Regions from separate parts of the Homo sapiens genome. Here all the other regions are linked to region 2. Evidence: chromatin loops called from intact Hi-C (ENCODE). Cell type or tissue: dorsolateral prefrontal cortex. All regions are shown on one strand.

The links. A loop is a pair of places that touch in the nucleus more often than their neighbours do. Peaks named below come from ENCODE experiments on the same cell type or tissue, not always from the same donor. Only the 100,000 strongest peaks of a DNase experiment are listed, where the experiment ranks them.
Region 1: it touches region 2 in a loop (2.2-fold over the local background); 35 of 110 quality-filtered maps call a loop at or near these places.
Region 3: it touches region 2 in a loop (2.1-fold over the local background); 26 of 110 quality-filtered maps call a loop at or near these places.

Annotation. Positions count from the first base shown.
Region 1 is chr19:8,001,259-8,003,758 of GRCh38, reverse strand. The region is part of intron 1 of ELAVL1 (ELAV like RNA binding protein 1); the gene reads left to right. Among named protein-coding and RNA genes, the nearest start is that of ELAVL1, 3.1 kb to the left of the region's middle. RefSeq lists enhancers at 817-1,427, 1,428-2,039 and a silencer at 1,795-1,844. In dorsolateral prefrontal cortex, CTCF peaks have their summits at 996 and 1,195 (motif pointing right); a DNase peak (open chromatin) is centred at 1,188; H3K4me3 peaks cover 1,079 bases; H3K27ac peaks cover 1,027 bases.
Region 2 is chr19:8,252,176-8,254,675 of GRCh38, reverse strand. It overlaps CERS4 (ceramide synthase 4), which reads right to left. Exons shown (of 12, transcript NM_024552.3): 4 at 60-177. Among named protein-coding and RNA genes, the nearest start is that of CERS4, 44 kb to the right of the region's middle. In dorsolateral prefrontal cortex, CTCF peaks have their summits at 1,300 and 1,501 (motif pointing right); a DNase peak (open chromatin) is centred at 1,495; H3K27ac peaks cover 811 bases.
Region 3 is chr19:7,969,525-7,972,024 of GRCh38, reverse strand. The region is part of intron 4 of ELAVL1 (ELAV like RNA binding protein 1); the gene reads left to right. Among named protein-coding and RNA genes, the nearest start is that of TIMM44, 27 kb to the right of the region's middle. RefSeq lists enhancers at 680-729, 780-889, 2,111-2,500. In dorsolateral prefrontal cortex, CTCF peaks have their summits at 865 and 1,070 (motif pointing left); a DNase peak (open chromatin) is centred at 1,076; H3K27ac peaks cover 1,058 bases.

The DNA of each region.
Region 1 (2,500 bases), 250 kb after region 2:
ACAGAGTTTCAGTCTGGATGTGTTGAGTCTGAGATCATGGTGCTATTTCTTTTTTTTTTTTTTTTTTGAGACGGAGTCTCACTCTGCCGCCCAGGCTGGAGTGCAGTGGTGCGATCTCGGCTCACTGCAAGCTCCGCCTCCCGGGTTCACGCCATTCTTCTGCCTCAGCCTCCCGAGTAGCTGGGACTACAGGCGCCGGCTACCACGCCCGACTAATTTTTTGTACTTTTAGTAGAGACGGGGTTTCACCGTGTTAGCCAGGATGGTCTCGATCTCCTGACCTTGTGATCCGCCCGCCTCGGCCTCCCAAAGTGCTGGGATTACAGGCGTGAGCCACCGCGCCCGGACCATGGTGCTATTTCTTTTTTTTTTTTTTTCTTTTTCTTTTTTTTTTTTTTTTTTTGAGACAGTTTCACCCTTGTTGCCCAGGCTGGAGTGCAGTTGTGCCATCTCAGCTCACTGCAACCTCAGCCTCCCAAGTAGCTGGGATTACAGGCAGCCGCCACCACGTCCAGCTAATTTTTTGCATTTTTAGTAGAGGTGGGATTTCGCCTTGTTGAGCAGGCTGGTCTCGAACTCCTGACCTCAGGTGATCCACCCGCCTTGGCCTCCTAAAGTCCTGGGATTACAGGTGTGAGCCACCGCGCCCAGCCCATGGTGCTATTTCAAGTAAAAGAAATGAGAGAATTATGAAAAAACTTTATGAAAATTTCTTGCCTCTCTCACTCTCCGCTTCCCATCTCTTCCCTCTTTCCACACTCCAGCAGGAGTTCTGTTCTGTAAATGCACATCTAATTGTATCCCTTCTGATTTAAAATCTTTGTGCAGAAAAAAGACACGTTTTCTTGACCTCTCTGGTGGCTTAAAAGATAAAGCTAGAAGCCCTTAGTTTGGAGTGCCAGTTCCTTCACACCCTAACCCTCCCCGCCCCTGCACGTAGACCCCAAACTCTAACCCTCCCTGCCTGTTGCAGCCTCCACCTGGAGACAGATCTCTTCCACCTGGAGATCCTTTGCTTATGCTCCATGGCTCAGCCCAGAGCTCACTGGCCGTTTGAAGCCTCGTCTGACTGCCACTCTTCCTCCACCCGCACCGGAATCAACTGTTCCCTCCTTAGTGTTCCCATCCCATTCAGTTTATTGAATCGAATTCAAGGCTGAATGGCGAGAGAAGCGCAGCGCCCGGCTGGCGCCCCTAGGTGGCAGTAGCGAGGCGGTGCGGCCGACCCGAGCTGTGGGTCAGGGGAAGACCAACGGAAGCCAGCCTGTGGGAGGGAAGTGAGGCTCGCTCCCTCCTCTGAACGACTCTCCCTGCTCCGCTGCTGTGTCCTGGGCCCCCGCTAGGCTCTGGAGAGTGTGCATGATGTGTGTAGGTCATCTCAGCCCACTCTGATGAGTGCTGTGAGAATTATGCCCTGGCTGATGTGGAAGCCCAGAAAAGGGACCTGGGTGGGCACAGGAGAGCCCAGAATGCTTCCTGGAGGAGAGGAGGCAGTAGCGGTGGGGAGGAGCTAACCAGGCAAAGACAATAGGGTGGGGCTTTTTAGGATACAGCCAAGCCCGGAGGTGGGAACATCGCAGTGTTCAGAGAACATCGTGTGTTCAAAGAACCACGTGGGTTCTTTAGGGACAAGAAGGCTGAGATGGGTAGTGGTGGCAGGAGTGCTCAGGTGTCCACTGGGCAGAGGGCTTGGCTGTTACCCTGCAGGTAGGCCAGGGGTGGCTACTGAGCAGTTTTAGTTCACTGCTCACCCTGGTGGAGAGGCTGGGGGGAGACAAGGAGAAACCAGTCACAGGCTGTTGCAGTACTGAGGTGGCCCCGTAATGGCTGAACCGCTTGAGGGTCAGGACTGGGACTGCTTCTATATTTTGTATGCCTGATGCTTTGCTCTGTGCCTGGCACGTGGTTGATATTTTGTCTGTGCCAGGGAAAGGAAAGATTGGCAGACTACTCAGAAGCGACTGGATCCAGGTACCTGTCAAACAGACATCTGTGGCTGGGTGTAGTGGCTCACACCTGTAACCCCAACAGCTTGGGAGGCCAAGGTGGAAGATTGCTCAAGGCCAGGAGTTCAAGACCAGCCTGGGCAACATAGCGAGATCCCATCTCTAAAAAAAAAAAAAATTTTTTTTAAGAGTGAGACGTTTATGTCAGGGGAAGGAATCACAGGAGAGGGAACAATCCTGAACAGCTCGATGGCCAGACTCATGTCACCATGAACAGAAACAGGCAGACTCAAGGAAGGGGAGTGACTAGGAGGAAGAAGATGAAGCTGGGTTTAGAGACACTGAGTTTGCAATCCCACTTAGGAGTCGGTCTAGCAGGAGGTGACAGGAATCTGAATAGGGATGGTGGCAGAGAGGTGGCAGGACGGTGAGAGATCTCACATGTCAAACTGGCAGGACATGGTGCTTGATTAGGTCCAAGGGCTAGAGAGAGGTGGCTTGGGGGACAGGTGGGGCTATGCCACCAAATGAAGTAATTCAGGGGGCGGAGGCGG
Region 2 (2,500 bases):
ATCCCCACGCCCCACCCCCAGGGCAGTAGTGCGGGTCGGAGGGCATGGGGGGCTCTCACCTCCTTGGGCCTGTGCCCTTCCGTGAGGAAGTGTTTCTCCAGCGTGGCGTTGGGCTTCACTTGCCTCCTGGTCTGATCCCTCACACCCAGCCACCGGCTCAGGGGCAGGCCAATGAATCTGGGTGCAAAGGAGACAGAGCCTATCAGCCCAGGTGAAGAGATGGGACTGCCTGTGTGTGGGGGCAGACATGCTGCCGGTGGGATAACCAAGTCTCGGAGGGGCAAAGTTACAGGCTCAGAGAGCACAGCTGGCACATGGCAGGGTGTGTAAGACTTTTTTTTTTTTTTTTTTTTGAGACAGAGTATTGCACTGTCACCCAGGCTGGAGTGCAGTGGCGCGATCTTGGCTCACTGCAAGCTCCGCCTCCCGGGTTCACGCCATTCTCCTGCCTCAGCCTCCCGAGTAGCTGGGACTGCAGGCGCCCGCCACTACGCCCGGCTAATTTTTTGTATTTTTTAGTAGAGACGGGGTTTCACTGTGTTAGCCAGGATGGTCTCGATCTCCTGACCTCGTGATCTGCCCACCTCGGCCTCCCAGAGGGCTGGGATTACCAGCGGTGAGCCACCGCGCCCGGCCTAAGACTTGGTCTTTCTTTTCCATCTGATCAGAGGGTTTGGAGGCCCAGAGTCAGAAAGGCTCGTGGGGCAGGACTCGATTTTCCACTTATTCCTGGCCTCATCCCCTGGGGCCCTGGAGGGGTGGCCTGGCTGCTGCGTTAGACCAAACATAAGAAAGGCAGCTGACTCATGCCTGTTATCCCAGAACTTTGGGGCTGAGGTGGGCGGATCACGTGAGGTCAGAAGTTCGAGACCAGCCTGACCAATATGGTGAAACACTGTCTCTACTGAAAATACAAAATCATCTGGGTGTGGTGGCGTGCACCTGTAATCCCAGCTACTCGGGAGGTTGAGGCAGGTGAATTGCTTGAACCTGGAGGTGGAGGTTGCAGTGAGCCAGGATTGCATCTACTGAAAATACAAAAAATTAGCCGGGCGAGGTGGCGGGCCCCTGTAGCCCCAGCTATTTGGGAGGCTGAGCTGAGGCAGGAGAATGGTGTGAACCCAGGAGGCGGAGCTGGCAGTGAGTCGAGATCGCACCACTGCACTCAAGCCTGGGTGACAGAGCAACAAGACTCTGTCTCCCCAAAAAAAAAAAAAAAAAAAAAAGGCAGCTGGACCTTTGTCTGTAGGGTGAGGGTGTGCAGACCAACTCTTGGGGTACCCAGGTACCTTTGCCCAATCCCAAACCAGGGACAAGAGTCTCTTCACTGCCTGTCTCACTGTGGCCTGGGTCCTGGTCTGACCCCCCGCCAGTCTAGGGGCTCCCCATGGGCAGGGGCTGGGGCTGTTCCCGCTCCAAGCCCCTCCTCCCAGCATCCCCCATTCCGGGGTAGAGGCTTGGAGATCAGGGACCCTGGTCAATGGCCACGTTGCCCACAAGAGGGCGCGCCAACACCACAGGTGGGGACCGAATTTTATATCCACCATCCCTCCTAACATCCTGCCTCATTTGGTGAAAGGCTCAGAGCAGCCTAGCAAGGAACTCATTGCAGAATAAATCATGATGCGGAGAGAATGAGCGCTTATTATCTGCTAAGCATGGGGCCAAGTCCATGTGATACATTGGCTCGTCTAACCCTAACTCAGTTCCTATTGTCCTAATGGGTAAACTGAGGCTCAGAGACATGCCCAAGGTGACACTGTGAGCAGGTGAAAGACCTGAAATTTGAACTCAGGATTCTGGTTTTTGTTCCTGCCTCCTGCCTCTTAAAGTCTCATTTTGGAGGTGGAGGGCGGGAGGATTGCTTGAACTCAGGAGTTCAAGACCAACCTGGGCAACATGGTGAGACCTTGTCTCTACTAAAAATACAAAATTTAGCTGGGTTGTGGTGTCACTTGCCTGTAATCCCAGCACTTTGGGAGGCCAAGGTGGGTGGATCACCTGACGTCAGGAGTTTGAGACTAGTCTGGCCAACATGGCAAAACCCCGTTTCTATTAAAAATACAAAAATTAGTCAGGTGTGGTGGCACATGCCTGTAATCCCAGTTACTTGTGAGGCTGAGATAGGAGAGTCGCTTGAACCTGGGAGGCAGAGGTTGTAGTGAACTGAGATTGTGCCACTGTACTCCAGCCAAGGTGAAAGAGCAAGACTCTGTCTCAAAAAAAAAAAAAAGTTAGCCAGCCATGGTGGCATGCCTACAGTCCCAGCTACTGGTGGGGATGAGGCTTTTGTTCTTTTTTTTTTTAGATGGAGTTTTGCTCTTGTTGCCCAGGCTGGAGTGCACTGGCATGATCTCAGCTCACTGCAACCTCTGTCTCCTGGGTTCAAGCAATTCTCCTGCCTCAACCTCCTGAGTAGCTGGGACTACAGGCATGTGCCACCACACCCAACTAATTTTTTGTACTTTTAGTAGAGACAGGGTTTCACCACGTTTGTCGG
Region 3 (2,500 bases), 280 kb after region 2:
TGCTCTGAGGTGACCTCTTTTTGAGAGAACAGCAGCACTCCCCCAGCAGCCCAGAGCCTCGCCTTTCATGTGCACACAGGTGGGGCCTTCCTGGCCTGCAGGCTAGAGGGGCATGCACATTGTCCTGCGTCCCCTGAGCTGCGTGCTTTGGGGTGGGCGGCCTTATCAGTCTCTCTTCCTCCTCCTTTCCGGCTGTAGGAACCCCACCTGGCATGCACTGGCCCTGCCGCTGCCGGCCTTCGTTCCCGCTGGGGCCCGAGGAGGGGAAGGGCCCCTTTGCACTTCATGGGGGCCCTGGGAGCTTCCTGTAGCCTAGCACAGACTCGCGCCCTGGCACCGGGCAGTGCCGAAGGACAGGGCTCACTCGCACGGCCGCCGCCATTCTGCCTTTGCTCTGGGGAGAGGGTCGGGGGATGCCAGTTACTCGGTGTAAACTCCCCTGGTCTGCACCAGAAGAGTCTCCTGTGGTCCCTGAAGTCCTCTCACTTAAGTGCCAGCTGAGCGAATGATCCTGTCAGTGGGCCAGTGTGTGGGTTTATTGCCCCCCATTCTGCACTGGGGCATCTGAGCTGGCTGTGCAGGGCCCAGGGCCGGGGGAACCAACCTCACTGGCCCACAGTCCACTCCCCTCCTCCTCTAGACCCCACATGCACTGCTCTGCCTCGGCCTGTCTGTGTCCAGTATGGCCCTGATGAGGGAAGCCTGTGCTCCACTTGGAGCCCCCAATGCCTGAGAACATGCCTCCAGCCACCCAACTCTCTTGGGGCCTTCCCTAGTCTCTCAGGCACACACGGGCCACAGGCAGGGGGAACTCACCTCTGCACACAGCTGCTGGGGGCATTGCTTCCTTTCCCTCTGCAAGATAGTGTCTCCCAGGGTGTTGGGGGCACCTTAGTATTGCGCCCCCAGGGTCGGCTGTGAACCTCAAGGTGGCCTAAGGAACCTTTGTCATCTTTGCAGAGCAGTGAGGGAGGCAGAGAGAAGGGAGCCAGGAGGGTCTCCCGGCTCTGCTTCCCACCCCAGGATGCAGAATTGGTGGGAAGGTGAGGCTCCCATCCCAGGGCTGTAGCTCCCTCTGCTGGAGACAGAGTGTGTGTGGCAGGCCAGCCTGTGTGGAGTTTGCCTTCCTGTGACGGGCTTTTTAGTGTTAAATAGATGAGGATGGCCGGGCGCGGTGGCTCACGCCTGTAATCCTAATACTTTGGGAGGCCAAGGTGGGAGGATTGCTTGAGCCCAGGAGTTCAGAACAGCCTGGCCAACATAGCGAGACCCCCAACTCTTTTTTTAAAAAAAGAGAAAAAAAATCCCACCCTGAGCTGACAGAGCTTAATTTTTTGTATTCCTTCGCTTCTATATCCACCTTAATTGTGAACTTTATAGTGTATTCATCTGGAGATTATGCCGTTTCTTGGACTCTGCTGTTAAATTCTAAAAAACACAAGGGGGCCGGGGGCCGTGGCTCACGCCTGTAATCCCAGCATTTTGGGAGGCCAAGGTGGGTGGATCACCTGAGGTCAGCAGTTCGAGACCTGCCTGGCCAACATGGCAAACCCCATCTGTACTAAAAATAGGCCGGGCACGGTGGCTTATGCCTGTAATCCCAGCACTTTGGGAGGCCAAGGTGGGCGGATCACGAGGTCGAGAGGTCGAGACCATCCTGGCCAACATGGTGAAACCCCGTCTCCACTAAAAATACAAAAACTTAGCCAGGCATGGTGGCAGGCACCTGTAATCCCAGCTACTGGGGAGGCTGAGGCAGGAGTATCGTTTGAACCTGGGAGGCGGAGGTTGCAGTGAGCCGAGATTGCACCATTGCACTCCAGCCTGGGCAAAAAGAGCGAAACTCCATCTCTAAATAAATAAATAAAGTAAAATAAAATAAAAATTAGCCAGGCATGGTGGCAGGCGCCTGGAGTCCCACCTACTCGGGAGGCTGAAGCAGGAGAATCACTTGAACCGGGGAGGTGGAGGTTGCAGTGAGCTGAGATCGTGCCATTGTACTCCAGCCTGGGCGACAGAGCGAGACTCCATCTTAAAAAAAAAATTAAAAATAAAAAACACTAGGGGAAGAAAAAAACAAAAAATGCAGAGCCATCTTCAGAAAGTATACATCCATTAAATAATTGAGTGAATTGATATCCCCCTCTGCTAAACAGCATCCCTCCTGCCCCCCTTACTAGAGCTTTCTTCCTTTCACTCAGGCAGTTTGCATTTGAAAGCCACTCTACAACCCCAGACGAGGAAGCCACACTTGCACACGTGCCTTCTCTCCGCTGGGCCGCAGGGTCTTTAGAAACAGAATGAAGCCATCTGCTTGGAGCCAGCTTCCCTACGAGCCGGCCAGCGTCAGCTCTCAGTCGTATTTGCCTAAAGTTCGATTTTCATTTAGGTTTCCAAGACTGACTAAGCTGTCATTCGTGTCGTGAGAGACTCAAAGAAAACAGCATCTGTCAGGGTTGTGTTTTCAGGTGTTCCTTCTGAGCAGCAGCTCAGAAATGAG